Linked DNA regions of Homo sapiens: region 2 is linked to region 1. Evidence: read pairs that join two places in POLR2A ChIA-PET (ENCODE). Cell type or tissue: PC-9. All regions are shown on one strand. Links, peaks and the distances in the headings refer to the core of each region. The heading gives the core; the rest is flanking DNA.

Region 1 (2,804 bases), core at 8-2,507:
ATATACTAGTAATGACAATACATGTAAATAAAATATTGTCTATTAAAATGCCCAGAGAATTAAAGGTAAAATCAACATCGTGCCATAATCTGTTTACAAAAAATAAATCTAAGCTGTTTCACTATAACATTTTCCTGGAGGTTCCATTCAGTACAGTAAGAAATGAAAAGTGTAAGAATGAAACAAGAAAAAACAGCACTTTAATTATACACAGACAATGTGACAGGCTTGGCAAACAAGCAGGACCTACAAGTTATACAAAAATAGCAAATGTCAGCAAGGTGACCAAATAGGGGATTAATTTTGAACTCCTCTGCATTTTTTGTATATTATCAAACTGAAACATTACTGAATTTTTTTCATTTACAACAAGATCAAATGATATAAGGAGCCCAGGAATAAATCTTACAAGACACCAATAACAGATAAAAATCCAAAACCTCATTGAAAGACATTAGTGAGGACCAAAATAATTGGAGTTATACCATGTTTATGAATGGGCAGACTCAATGTGGTAAAGGTGTCAGTTCTCCCCAAGCTAATCTATAGAATCACTACAATTTCAATTAAAACCTAATTAGAGTTTTAAGGAACTTGATAAATTGATTCTAAAGTAAATAAAGACGTGCAAAGGTCCCCAAACAGAACACTCCGTAGGAAGAATGAGGTAGGAAAATTTGTTCTATCAGATGCCAAGAGTTATTTAAAAGCTACAGTAACTACACAGTGTGGTGTTGCTGAAAGAACAGACATGGAGCACAACAGAAATCCTGATGTTCTATATGATAGAGGTGGTGTTTCTGATTCCTGGGGGAAACACAAGTGGTGCTAGGAGAAGTGGATTCCTACTCTGTATCATATACAAAAATCAATTCTGACTCAATTAGAAGCACAAAAACCCAAATTTAATTTTTTAAATTAAAGAATGTAGGGGATTATTTTTTCTGATTACAGGGCAAAGAAATAGTTCTTAAGCACCAACTATCAATGAAAAGCTTGATAATTTATGCTACACTAAAATTAAGAACATATTTATCAAAATGTATCATAAGGAAAGTGAAAACCTAAGCTAAAACCTTATTATTGTAAAGAAGGGAAAACAACCAAACACAATAAAGACAAATGATATAAAGAGGTATTTAGTAGAAAAGTAAAAGGCAAAGCACAGAATAGAAGACATTGGCAACCACTAAACAAACGAGAGATATTGATTATATACAGAACTTCCACCAATCACAAGAAAAAGCTGACAACTCAAAAGAAAAGTTGGTAAAAGAACAGGACTTTTGAAGAAGAGGAAAATTATAGACCACAAACGTGAAAATATGCTCAAGCTTAATACTAATCTGAGAAATGCACATTAGAGTCAAAGTAAATTCCATTCTATACCAATCAGATTCACAAAAATTAGAAAGTCTGGTAATACTGATTGTTGGCAGAATGTAGATCAATGCAATGTGTTATACATCATTAATGAGAGTGGGATTGGTACAGCCACTATGGAACACAAGTTGGCATCATCTTGTAAAGCTAACCTTAGAATACAATCCAGCTGTTATATTCTTAGGCATAAATCCTAGAATAGTATTCCTTCACTTAGAAGAATAACCTGGCAGATTTTCAAAAATACAGTCATGCATCTCCCAAAAACAGAGATACATTCTGAGAAATGGATTGTTAGGTGATTTCATTGTGTGAACATCATAGAGTGCACTTACCCAAACCTACACAGTAGAGCCTACTCCACACCCAGGCTATAGGGTGCCACCTACTGCCCCTAGGTTACAAACCTGAAGAGCATGTTTCTGTATTGAATGTTGTAGGCAACAGAAACACAGTGGTAACTATTTTTGTATCTAAACATAGAAACGGTACAGTGAAAACATGGTATTATAATCATATGGGACCACAGTGGTATATGTGGTCTGCGGTTGACCAAAATGTCATTATGCAACACATGACCCTATAAAACTCTCTAGGCCTCATCCCCAGAGACTTAGATTTGTTGGGCCTGTGATGAAGCCCCAGAATTTGTATCATAAGAAGCAGCCTGGGTGATTCTTGTCATCAGAGAAATTTGAGAAAGAGCCTAGAGCCCTGCTATTCAAAATAGTGTTGGTTCTCACACCAGCACAGCAGCATCGCCTGGAAGCTTACTAGGAATGCAGATACTCAGGCCCTACTTCTGACCTCCTGAAGCTGAATCTTCACCTGCACACTGAAGTTGGAGAAGTTCTGTCTTGGAGGAGTGTTTTTTCAGAGTGCAGGCTGTATCCCTAGGTCATATCACAGTGGCATTTGTTTTAATGAAAGAGAATAGAAAAGAAACATGAAAATGGATTTTAAAAGATATGGATTGTATCATGTAATAACCATGTAACAACGAAAATACATTTCATGCTGCATCTAAAGGGTTTGAAAAATGCATTCCTAGAGAAATTCTTCCCACTGGGCTCCAGGAGACATGTGCAGAAATGTCTTTACCAGCATTATTGTCAAAAGAATAAAAAAGAAAAGCAAGGAAACAATCCAAATATTTACTGAGCCAAAAGCAGATAAATATCCCTACAATGGAAAGTTAGACTACAGAATTAGCTATGGCTATGAGCTATAATGTGTTTCAGAAACACATTATATTGAATTAAAAAAACAAGTCCCACAGGACTACTATGATGCAATCTTATAAACCTGAAAAACATGCAAAAGGAAATGGTTTAAGAATACATACGTATGCGATAAAACTATTTTAATAACAATGTAAGAGAAGAGCAAAGGAAAAATTTACATAAAAATGAAGATATTGG
Region 2 (2,804 bases), core at 40-2,539, 280 kb before region 1:
CCTGCTGGCGGAGGTACAGAGCATTCATCAGTGTCGGTCTCCAAAGAGAACGCTCAGAAACTGAGCTTGGGTACTTGCGCATGCTGTAAAGAGGGGAACAGAGAGACGGCAATCAAGGACAAAAAAAAAAAAAAATGAACGGCAGCCTTCAGAATGGAGGGGTTTGGTGACCCAAAGGATCTGGCTGCCTTCTGTCAAGGAAGTAAAGTGAAGGGAACAGCCTATATTCATATGCTTCAGGGGCTACTGCCAGAGAAATAAAAGCTTTCATTAGTCTCTATCTTCCTTAATTAAGCTCTTCTCAGTACACAAGTGGAATCCTCTTTTATTTAAGAAAAAAGAGAATAAATCTAATAAATGAATGAAATACAGATAAATTGGCTCCCTAGACATAGCTCAGTGCAGACAGTCTCAAATTTTCCATGGCAGTGAAGGGTGTTGCATGAGGAAATTTCCAGCAGCTTCCTTTTGAGTGAGAAGGCAAGAAAAAAAGTCACTGGTTATAGCTAGAAACTTCCTAAACTGTTTGCTGCCTTGAAAAACTGGTCCTAAACTGTGCCCATGGGTGAAAAAGAAACCTGGTGCCCAGATTTCTGGAAAAGTGGTTCTAGGGCTGCACTTGGTCTTATTTTTTCTTCTGTAAAATGGGGTAGGGGTGGAGAAGAGAAATGGCTTAAAGAAGTTCCTAGGTTGGGTGCAGTGCCTCATGCCTGTAATCCCAGCAATTTGGGAGGCTGAGGTAGGAGGATTGCTTGAGGCCAGGAGTTTGAGACCAGCCTGAGCAACATAGCAAAACCCTGTCTCTATAAAAAATAAAATAAAAAATTAGCCAGGTGTGGTTGCTTATCCCTGTAGTTCTAGCTACTCAGGAGGCTGAGGCAGGAGGATCCCTTGAGCCGAGGAGCTGGAGGCTACAGCGAGCTATGATCATGCTACTACACTCCTGCCTGGGTGACAGAGTGAGACCATGTCTCTTGAAAAAAATCTAAATAATTAAAAATCAAAATGAAGTCCCCAAATCTGTGGGTGCATTAAAATCACAAATTAGTAAGAGTTGGGTATCATTTATTTATACTCCACACTGGGTAATTCTGAAGTCACTGGTATATTCCGGATCGTGTGCTGATCCTGGCAAGTGACAGGTGCACAGAAACCTTTGTTCAATTTTGAATGAACCAGGCTGTAAAGGAGTAGCTTTGCTTTGCAAGGACTCATGTTGCCAGAGGCACGGGGAAGCCAGCACTTTGGAAAGTACATGGGTATTAGTTTCAGCTCTCTCCTTTTAAAGGGCTGAACCTGAGAGAAAGATGTAACCTCACAGTTTTTCTTCCTGTTGAATAAAAGGCCCTATGGGGGAACAGGTCTGTCTTAACATATGACGTTTCTCCTAGGTTGAACTTTGCACACACTCTATTAAAATATGAACGTTAGTCCATGCAGTTTGCAAATACTTTTGCATATATGACTCACTTGAACTTATGTGGATGAAGGTCACTTAAATATAGTTCTGCTTTAAGTGCCAACTGTTATAATAACAAAACAAGGAAACTGGACTGTGAGCTTCTTAAAGTTTCTGTCACCTCTAAAAGATTCTACAAATTTTCTACTTCAAATGAGGAACCCCTCTAAATACTCTTGAAGGTTTAAAAAGCATTTGTTTTAAGACACCTTAAATCTGAGTGCTTGCTTAACAACAGGACATCATTTATTTTCAAATTATTCTGTATTAATTTTGGTTCTCTTATTAGAGGGCCACATTTTCCTTATGGCATCTATAACAACATAGGTGGATGTTACCTGACATGCTCTATTTTTTACTTCATCTTTTAACTTTAACTCTTCCTTTAAATGTTCTCATTGCTAATGAGCAAGTTTATTTAGAGCACAGGGATGAGAAATGTCTATGAAAGTGACCATTTGGCTAATTGGCAACTATCTTTTGAAATTAATCTAGTGAAGAGAAATTATTGTTTAAAAGGAAGTTTCTGGATAAGCTGCTAATTGCAATTGTTCATTCTCTCTTGTAAAACCACAGATGGTTGGTAAAATGCAGGCAGGGTCTGTATAAACTTGGCCCTGGGTCGCTGGAATACTTACGACAGTGACTTTTATGGAGTCACTGTTCGCCTGTATATAAATCACATTTTCTCAAAGCATCCCTATTTAAATTTGGAAACCAGAGAATACTCCACTTCACTAGGTAATACTTTTAAATTAGTCTCAAATAGGACATAACAAATGAATCCAAAACATAACCTACAACTCACTGACAATGCAGGAACAACTTTGCCAGGAAGCACAGTGCTAGCTAACACAGAATTTGCACTTGAAGTGCAAGCTGCACTGGTTCTTGGAAGAATAAAAACAAAAGTTGTTTACTGAAGGCTGAGCTTTTGATTTAAAAAAAAGTTCTTTCAATTCTACTGAGAAATAATTTCAAGTGTTCATCTCCATCTGGAGGCCAGAATGCAAGAGAAAAAAGCTGCTTTACAGAGTGTGCAGAAGTTACACTGACGCTCTGAGAACCCTCCACTACCGGAATGGCTTGCCCAGGAAAGTGAGTGCAGCATTCAAAGCACTATTATTTATTGCTTCAGAGGCCTGAAGGGGAATTTTGAGCTGGGAAAATATAAACCATATTTATCTTTTTGAAAAATCCTTATTAAACCTATACCAGAAGTATGTGGAATAAAGATAGAAGAAAAACAAACTGACAGCAAAAAGAATGAAGGCACTACAACAAAGTTTGAACTGTTGTGCAGTGTTTGAGGCTCTGTAAATATTTCCACTATAAACCTTCACTC

Evidence for each region. Peaks named below come from ENCODE experiments on the same cell type or tissue, not always from the same donor. Only the 100,000 strongest peaks of a DNase experiment are listed, where the experiment ranks them.
Region 2: POLR2A ChIA-PET joins it to region 1 with 5 read pairs; 2 of 35 experiments call an interaction of 5 or more read pairs at or near these places.

Annotation. Positions count from the first base shown.
Region 1 is chr18:8,051,466-8,054,269 of GRCh38, reverse strand. The region is part of intron 7 of PTPRM (protein tyrosine phosphatase receptor type M); the gene reads right to left. Among named protein-coding and RNA genes, the nearest start is that of PTPRM, 490 kb to the right of the region's middle. In PC-9, for the core only: no CTCF peak of the experiment used is centred there; no DNase peak of the experiment used is centred there.
Region 2 is chr18:8,327,987-8,330,790 of GRCh38, reverse strand. All of the region lies in intron 22 of PTPRM (protein tyrosine phosphatase receptor type M), which reads right to left. Among named protein-coding and RNA genes, the nearest start is that of RAB12, 280 kb to the left of the region's middle. In PC-9, for the core only: no CTCF peak of the experiment used is centred there; a DNase peak (open chromatin) is centred at 1,430; H3K27ac peaks cover 1,915 bases.